Linked DNA regions of Homo sapiens: all the other regions are linked to region 2. A link is a contact called in ENCODE Hi-C or POLR2A ChIA-PET data. All regions are on one chromosome and are shown on one strand. The core of a region is the stretch at or near the end of the contact, and the rest is flanking DNA. Distances in the headings are between cores, read along the strand shown.

The links. Hi-C counts contacts between places; a loop is a spot of excess contacts on that map. ChIA-PET counts read pairs that join two places held with the same protein, here RNA polymerase II (POLR2A). Pooled maps may share reads with other maps.
Region 1: a pooled map shows a loop between it and region 2 (7-fold over the local background). The contact joins the enhancer-like site here to the promoter of REV3L in region 2. A Hi-C loop is called at or near these places in 1 of 168 maps with a recorded cell type or tissue (naive thymus-derived CD4-positive, alpha-beta T cell) and 10 of 50 pooled maps. POLR2A ChIA-PET finds 5 or more read pairs at or near these places in 7 of 52 experiments (A549, AG04450, GM10248 and 4 more).
Region 3: a pooled map shows a loop between it and region 2 (5-fold over the local background). The contact joins the enhancer-like site here to the promoter of REV3L in region 2. A Hi-C loop is called at or near these places in 1 of 37 single-sample maps with no recorded cell type and 9 of 50 pooled maps. POLR2A ChIA-PET finds 5 or more read pairs at or near these places in 1 of 52 experiments (activated naive CD4-positive, alpha-beta T cell).

The regions. Positions count from the first base shown.
Region 1 is chr6:112,015,125-112,018,240 of GRCh38, forward strand. No RefSeq gene overlaps it. Among named protein-coding and RNA genes, the nearest start is that of CCN6, 37 kb to the right of the region's middle. Within about 2 kb of position 1,372, at least 5 of the 41 ENCODE cell types and tissues checked have a DNase peak (open chromatin) inside an H3K27ac peak, as active enhancers do.
Region 2 is chr6:111,481,938-111,484,734 of GRCh38, forward strand. REV3L (REV3 like, DNA directed polymerase zeta catalytic subunit) reads right to left here and starts at 1,281. Exons shown (of 32, transcript NM_001372078.1): 1 at 813-1,281. The coding sequence starts at 951. It also overlaps TRAF3IP2-AS1. RefSeq lists enhancers at 168-227, 2,068-2,427 and silencers at 598-677, 738-807, 868-1,167, 1,338-1,567, 1,608-1,997.
Region 3 is chr6:110,527,215-110,530,131 of GRCh38, forward strand. No RefSeq gene overlaps it. Among named protein-coding and RNA genes, the nearest start is that of SLC22A16, 52 kb to the left of the region's middle. Within about 2 kb of position 1,382, at least 9 of the 41 ENCODE cell types and tissues checked have a DNase peak (open chromatin) inside an H3K27ac peak, as active enhancers do.

The DNA of each region.
Region 1 (3,116 bases), core at 122-2,621, 530 kb after region 2:
TTAATCTGATGATAGAACATTTTATAAACAGCTCCTGACTATCCTCTGATTCTCAAGGGGATATAACTTTGTTTAACTAACAAGGGACCAGATGTTTAACCACCTATAAATTTGGAGGTTAAACTGCAAAAAACTGATATGAGGTAATAATGTCTTGCTTTTGTTGTGTGTGCATGGGGGTTGGGGGTGGTCCTGGTAAATAAGATAATTTGAAGTTACAGTTGTATTGTCCTGTAGAACATTAATTACTCTTGTATCTAATTTAGCAATCTTATGTCAATATCCTTTACCCAGATTGACTACATAAGTCGTTTATTTGGATGCTCTTTGAATCAGCTCTTGTCTTTCTTCTGGTTTCCTTATTAATAAGTTGACTAAAACGTTGAACATTGGTATGTGCTCAGAATAAACTTTAAGAACTTTGCTTTTGCATATGTTTGATGGTGATAAAGCTATAAAGAGAAATGAAGCTGGGAATGGAAACAGGAATGCTGAGTATTTGAATTAAAATTTTTATTTTATTTTTTTTTATAAATAGTCTTGCTATGTTGCCCAGGTTGAACTCAAACTCCCGGGCTTAAGTGATCTTCCCACCTAAACCTCCCTAGTTGTCCAGCTTTTCCTTTCTTTTTAAAGATCAAATTACTTTTTCCTTCCTAACACTCTGAATGTAGGTGTACTTGCGGGGAGTTTGTAATTGTAAATACTGTGGTCAGAGAAGGCTTCGCTGATGGCAGGCTTCTGATCAAAGCCCCACAGGAGATGAGGGATGTAGCCTGCAGGTATCCAGGGGAAGAATGTTCTAAGAAAGGGAAAGGCAAGTGAAAGGTCCTGAAGTGATTCACCCTGGCATTTTTGAAGTACCCTGAGAAGTTCAAGGAGGTGTAGGAAGGGCTGGAAGGCTGGCAGAGCGACAGGGGAAGAGTAGGAGTCGATGAGGCCGGAGAGGTGATGGGGGAATGGGCCATGGAGTACAGAGCAGAGGGCCTTGTGGGCTGTGGTAAGACTATGGTTTTTTCTGGGGAAGATGGAGAAGTTTCTAGCTGAGGACTGGCAGGGTCTGACTTGTGTTTTTAAAGGCTCACTCTCTTGTCGATGGAAGAGACTGTAGGAGGGCCCGGGTGGAAGCAAGGAGACCAGTCAAGAGACACAGCAGCCCTCGCAGGGGCTGATGCCGTCCCAGGACCAAAGCATGAGAATGAGTTAGAGTCTATATATATTTGAAGGTGAAGCTAAAAGGATTAGATGGATTGGCTGTGGGGCAAGGAGTCCAAGATAGCCTGAATGGGGGCAATGTCTGTGACAGATCTGGGGGAACAGCTCATCTGCGGAGCTGTTCTGAACCATCCACAAGGACAGGAGCCATCATGCTCGCTCTTCCCACGCATCAGAATTTCCCAAGCCCTGGCCTCCACCCTAGGGGACTTTCCCTAAACACTGACACAGGGGATATCAAACTTTTCATAGTTCCGTTTAGTCATTCACAGTCAGCTTTCCTGCTTGGGGCCGTTCATAAGAACCTTTCTCATTCGCCTATTTCCAGCATTGTATGTTCCCACAATGCTCATGGTTTTGATTTGATGCACATTTTTGTTTTAATTTGCATGTTTAAATTGCATTTTCCATATTGTATTAAACATCCTTTGGGGTGTCTTGCCAGGCCATGATCCTCTCCCTCTGAGAATTGTTTCTCCTAATCTTAGGCAAGGGCCTTGTCTGCCCTATAATTTTTTCATTGGCATCCTGTGTAATCCTTAACAAATAAATAACTACTCCCTAATTTATCAATTAATAAACCTGAATTTTCTTATGTGGGTTTTGCCTGTCAGTAGGATAAATCTTCTTACTAATACATAAGAAGACTGCTTTCCTATTAGTAATTATATGTACATATGTGCCTATATATGTTCATGTATATTACACATACTTAGGCACATTTGCTTCTTTAAGCTGTCAAAGTTTAAGATAAAGGTGCCATGAGTAATCCTTAGTTAGGTCCCAAGACCATCTCAGTTTTACCAACTTAAGACCCCTTGGGAGCTTTATTATCACAGAGTGAGGCTGGAATCACACCAGAGAGATGAGGCCCAGATGCCTAGCAGTCACCTCCCCCGGGCTCTGTGAGCCCCCAGCTCCCCATCTCCTTTCCTCATACATTCATACTCAGGTCTGCTTCTACCACACAGTGATGTCACCCAAGCTATGTGAGTGGGAGCCAGCAGTCCACCTTACTGAGTGCATGACTGAAAGTGACAGAATGACTTATGCACAAAACGGAATTTATTGGCTCATGTCACCGAAATGTCCAGGGCAGTCTAGCTTCAGGAAAGGCTGAGTCCAGGTGCTCACACTACATGATCAGGCACCTGTAGTGCTCCATTTCTCAGCTCACTTTTCCTCTGTGCTTTCAGGCAGGCTTTCCTGACGCTCATGAGCTCTCCAGGCTCACTCTCATTGGCTCACAACCTTGGCGAAAAGAGAGCAAAGTCTAGCAACTGAGTCTCACTGGAATGATTTGGTTCATATTCCCATTGCTGATCCCATCATGGTGGAAGGTAAGACACAGCACTATTGGCTTTATGGAGTGAGACTGGAAAAGGAATAGCTCTCCTGTAGAAAATTACCAGAAGGAAGGAGATGTATGCTAGGCTGACCACCATCAGGTGCCCTGTCCTAGACCTAAGCTATGATTGTCCTCCCAAGCTCTATCCTTCGTGGATTAGCATCTCCCATTGAGGCCCGAGTTCTGAGTGCAATGCCCACTGAATTCCCAACTCAAGACAGAAAGTGTCTTTTTGAAAGTGAAACAATGAGGGTGTTTCTTGAGGAGCTTTAAAGAATACTTTCTCCTCCACTCTCTGCTTGAATTTAATCTTTTATATTTCCATCAGAAATAATTTCTAGTGTTCTTTCATCTGCAAATAAGTGCTGGTGTTGTCTTTGTCTGCATGTATTATTTATCATTCAATTCATGGTGTGCGTTTGTTGATCAGCCTGTGGGTGTATATGCCTGAATTTAAATGAGAGTTTATCTGTACAGTCAAAGAAGTCCTTTAGGAAATCAACTCCCAGAAAGAGGCTAGGAAGTCAGAGGCTTGGCTTGGTGCTGATTGAGG
Region 2 (2,797 bases), core at 31-2,530:
CAGCCCAGCCTAGGAGCATTTCAAAATGTCTGTGCTGCTGAGTCTGGCTGTGGTTCCTAATAAATTCACCCCATTAAGTGTGATGTTTTAGGTTGGGCAACATAAACACGCATTTCCTACTTCCATGGATGCACATTTCCTGAAAGCACTGCACCTAAGGATGCTGCCCTGTCCCCCGACGCTCAGGCACTAAACTCTAAGGAGTCACGACCTGCACTCACAGCAGAGCCACACGGTCACCCCAGTGAGAAAGATTATCTGGCCCCAAGCGCCACTCTCTCCGGCCCACTGCATCTCCGGAACTGGCAGAGGAGAGCGAGGGTGAGAAGAGACCATGGGGAGCGACTGACAACAAGGCTGACACTTCCCCGTTTCCAGAAAGCGGCACTTGGGGGACACAAGGGATGTCCCACTAGCGACCGACCTCAGAGCAGGCCCTACGAACCCGTCCACCGATGGACATGGCGCGGCCACCTGGCCCGCCGTCCGGGGCGCCCGCGGCTTTCGCTCTCCCGGCCCGCGCCCTGGAGTGCGGCTCCCGCTCCCGGCCGCCACACGCAGTCTAAACACGCGGCGCTCGCCACCTCCCTGCCCGGGGGTGGGGGCGCCGCGCAGCGCTCGCGCGGACCCACATTTTTGCGGCTCTTGTCACGCACGAGAGAAAAGGCGAGGAGGGCGGAGGGGAGGGAAGACGCGGCAGCGATCCACGGAGACGGCCGGCGCCGGTGGCGTGTGCGCGTGTGCGCGGCGGGGAGGGCGGCCCCGGCGCCCCGCCGACTCCCGCTCCCGCCCCGCGCCCGGCGCCCGCTTACCTGCCGGGGTCGCTCCGAAGACTCGCACCACCGGCACCTTCTTGACAGGGGCCTGGGTGAGGGGGGATTGGCAGGTATCCAGCCCCTGCAGCGGGCTGGCCATGTAGTAGTCTGCAGTCACTATCCTTACTGAAAACATGTTCGCCGCCGCCGCCACTGCCTCCCTTCACTGGCGACCCGGCAGCGGCAGCAGCAGCGGCGGCGGCTCCCTCCGCAGCGGCGGCGGCGCCCCCTCCCCTTCTCGGCACGGCCCCCTCCCCTCACACAGAGGCACCTCGAGGAGCGGCGGGCGGGGCGGTGTAGGCGCTGCTGCCGCCGCCTCCTCAGGAGCACCCGGCAAGGGGCCGCAGGAGAGAAGCCCTCGAGCTTTCGTCGGTGCTGGTGCTGCCGCCACTGCCGCCACCGCCGGGAATCACACGGGCTCCTCGGTCCCAGGCTGCAGCTCTTGTTGCCATGATGATGATGTCACGGACGCAACCACTGGGGGGAGGGGAGAGGGGGGTGTGTGTGGCGAAGGGAGGCTGCGAGTAGTGCGGGGGAGGGGGCTCGGCGGGAAAAGGAGCGAGAGGGCGGGCGCCCGGGCGGGACACGGAGGGCGGGGGCCGAGAAGGGGCTTTCTCCCCCTCCCCGGGCACGCGGCGAGGGAGGCGGCCGGCGGCCGGCAGCGCCCGCGCGGGATCGATGACTCGGCTGGCGGGCACGGTCACCTGGGTGAGGGGCAGCGGAAGGGGCGGCGGAGCACCGATCTCATGGATGGGCTCCGAGGGGCTTGCGGGAGGGGGGCGCCAGTGTTCGGGGCCGTTTTGGCGGCTATGCAGGATTGGCAGGAGCTGCGATGCTCACACTTGCCTCGCCGACCGCCATTTCACATCCAGCAGAGGAGGCGGGGGCAGCCGCTGAGACGGTTTTTCACAAGGTAAGAAAATCCGCCCGCGTGAGGAGGGAGGCGAGGCGCAGATCTCGTGCCGCTGCGGCCTCGCGGGAGGGAAGGGCGGGCGGGCGGCGGAACGGGCGGGGCCGGGTGCGGACGCAGCCGGCCCTTCTCAGGTAACGCCGCGGCTCCGCGCGTGGCCCGGGGGCGGTGCGAAGGGTGGGGGCGCGCGGGCGCGGGCTTCGGCCTATAAAAGGGCCGCCCTGGCGTTCCCCCTTCCCGAACGTGCCGCGCGAGCCGCGGTGCCCCCTCCTCTTTGCTGCTGCAGTGTCTGCGCCGGGCCATTTAATGAGATTTATTCACGCACGGCTCTTCTCAGCTTTGCGAGGGGTTGGCAGATCCAGTGCACAGGGATTTCCCACTACCGTGTTTTTCTCCCGCCCCCTTCCTTCCCTCTCGTCCTAATACATCCTTCGTTGGTTTCCTCGGCCCCGCAGGCTGCGTCCCGGGCACGCGCAAGTACATGTAAGGACTTGTCAGCTGCCGGTGACCTCCCTCCTCCCTCGTCGCTCCTCCCCCAGCGGAATGTAGGATTAACAGTCTTTCCGAGAAAATTTTGGCCAAAGAAAAAGGCCTGTGAAAGTCACCGCGTTAGACGTGGCCTCCTCGTGTTTTTCACTAACACGTTATGGAAGGTTTTACTACCCGAAGGCATAAAAGCACCACCGTGGGGAAGGGCCGTTTTGAATAAACAACTTTATTCAAAAATCGAGAGGGGGTGAAGCGATGCAGTTAGGGAATTTTTGTTTTAAAGAGTAGTAACATGCAGCTGGCTTGGCTATTAAATTGGAAACAAGGGGTTCCTCTCTGACTTGGCCACTGATATTGGGCGTGACCTTGGACAAATAATTTTGTTTCTTTGGGCTCAGTTTCTACATATGTAAAACGGGAAGGTTTCTCTTAAAAACTAATCCTGAAGGGTTTCTTCTCAACAAAAAGATGCAAGCTGTAGGAGGCAGAAAGCGTGGGTTCAAGTTCGAAATTTGCCCCTGAATTAGGACCCTTGACACATTTCTAACCCATCCAAGTAGAGATCGTTCTTTTACATTTGTGT
Region 3 (2,917 bases), core at 132-2,631, 950 kb before region 2:
AAATAGTTCTACATGGCCGGGCGCGGTGGCTCATGCCTGTAATCCCAGCACTTTGGGAGGCCGAGACGGGTGGATCACGAGGTCAGGAGATCGAGACCATCCTGGCTAACATGGTGAAACCCCATCTCTACTTAAAAATACAAAAAACTAGCTGGGCGTGGTGGCGGGCCCCTGTAGTCCCAGCTACTCGGTAGGCTGAGGCAGGAGAATGGCGTGAATCCGGGAGGCGGACCTTGCAGTGAGCCAAGATCGCTCCACTGCACTCCAGCCTGGGCAACAGAGCGAGACTCCGTCTCAAAAAAAAAAAAAAAAAAAAAGTTCTACATGGATATTCCTTGTATGCTGCCTCGTATGGCAGTTTCTTTTGCGTGTATGTTTTTATTTCCCTATTTACGCCATAAGTTCCTGAAGGATAGGAGTATATTACTTACACCTTGTCAATTCCAGGGGACCCAGCAACAGAGTCTCACATGTATTCAGTATTCAGGAAATATTTGTCTAGAGAGTCAGCTTGGCAGAATGGAAAGTGCATAGGCTTATGGAAACATGGGAAGTTAAATCAAATCCCAGCTCTTCCATTTACTAGTTAGGTAAACTACAGCATTAGTTAATATCTGCGATCTTCAGTTTCCTTATATTACCTTATAGTTTTGAGATTAAATGAGATACTGTGCATCAACTGCCTGTTTCACTAAATAATAGCAATTACTGTTATTTATAGATGAGGATAACTAGTAATAAAATATTTTAAATGAGCAAGTGTAACATTAGACAGACAATTGAAGCAGCATTCTGTGATGGGTATTTCTTAGCATGTGTTAAAACATCAGGAAACCTTTTGACAGCTGCTCCCCTGGCTAAGAACGGCCCCTTCCAGGTGTGCACCCTCTAGAGTGCCCCAGAAACAACTCTTTGCCAACTACCTTCTGCAAACCATCTTTTCACTTGAACTGACTTCCCCCAAACAAACCTGATTAATTACTGAATAAAATACACCAGGGCGTGTCCTCGGAGCACAACAATATTTCTGCCACAAGAGGGCACAATGTGACTGTGTATACTGTAGTTTCTTAACAATTACAATCCTAAAAGTTCATATTCATTACAGGATACACTGTGTTCCAGTAATTGTTTTTATTTGAATATTGTTTTTTATATACTTGAATTAATTTTATTTCTTAAGGCAAAAATAATGGAGAGCAGGAAATTTCCACAATTTCCTTGTGGAAAATTGTTCTCAGGCTATAACTGGTTAAGTACAAACATAACATCATTATTTTCTGTTTAAAATACTGTGATTCATCTGCTTTCTGGGAGTCATTTCCTGTAGGGCCTTAAGAGGCTTTCTAGCTCCAAATTACTCTACATTCCTAGTTCTTGTTATGTTTCCTGCAGGCCATCAAGTTCATGGATTTTATTATAGCCTTGCAAATTAGTAGAAAAAATTTACTAGCCCATAAATATTTTATCAGCTTCATCTTGCTCCTGGGGGCAGATTGGTAATGAAATCGCTGAAAGCACTATTATTCATAACTTACTCAGCTATAAAACTAATGATTGTTACATAACCAGTTTCTAGCTTTTTTTTCCCTCTCCTTGGGAAGAGTGTGCATGTCTAGTGGATGTGGGCATGAATGTAGCCAAATAAACCTGTTGCCCAACATCACATGCAAACCATGGTATGGATGGCAAGAGTGATACGTACACAGTCTGGTTTCATTGACAAATGGAAGTCACTCTCTGCTATGACCTGAATATTTGTGTCCCCCTCAAATTCGTATATTGAAATCCTAACCCTCAAAATGACGGTATTAAGAGGCAGAGCCGTTGGGAGGTTGTTAGGTCGTAAAAAGCCCTCATGAATGGGATTAGTGTCCCCATAAAACAGGCCCCAAGAGACCCCTCACCCCTTCCGCCTTGTGAGGTTACAGTGAGAATTTGGCCATCTATGAGGATCAAGGCCCTAACCACACACCGAACCAGCTGGCACCTTGATCTTGGGGGTACCAGCCTCCAGAACTGTGAGAAATAAATTTCTGTTGTTTGTAAGCCCCCTAGTCTATGGCATTTTGTTATGACAGCCTGAACTAAGATACCTTCCTTTGAGAAGTCCTGCTGGCAACAATACTCATCCCGTTTGAGAGAATTACTGGCCAGAACGCGCCTGTTTCCTCCTCCTCCTCCTCTTTATCCTCCAGCCACCCATTTCCCCGGACACCTAGTGGGAAACTGGGCAGAATCTTGTTACACTGTTTTACAAACATTTCTATCGCTGGGCTGGAGATGGATGTTTCTGTGCTCAGGAAGCTGGTGTGCTTCTGGTATGGTACAGTTGTCTGAGTCACTGTCCATCTGTCTCTCTTTGCAAAGTCACATGTTTCCTTGTGGTTGCCATATCCATTTCAACTAAGACTTTATGTTCCATGCCAGCCTCCACCTGGCTAAGGGGAAGTGCCCTTCCCCTTGTACTTTGGGGGTGCCTGCCTTTTTCTGGAAGAATAGCTGTGGGTCAGCATCCTTCTTCACGCATTATGTCTATGCCCCGCTCCAACTGGTCCACAACTAGAATAGGATGGCAAAATAACTATACAGTTATTAATAGTGAAAGCAAATGTGCCACACAAGAGAAGCAGCCCCCTGTAGGCAAGAGGGTGGGTGAGGACAATCATGGAGAAGAGGCAGCTTTTCCCTCCACCGTCAGCTCCCCTCCCCTCTTAGTTTAAGCTCTGAGAAAGTGTGTGGGACCCTGATCTTCCCCATTATTGAGCCCTGTCCCATAAACAAAGGGAGTCGGTGAGGATCAGTGGAGAGAGGGCAGCAGCAGGATGGGGCAGCTGAAACCAGGATTCCCGGTGGGTGAATATGCCTGAGGATGCTGAAAATTTGAACTTCAAGACAGATTTCAGGACATGTTTTC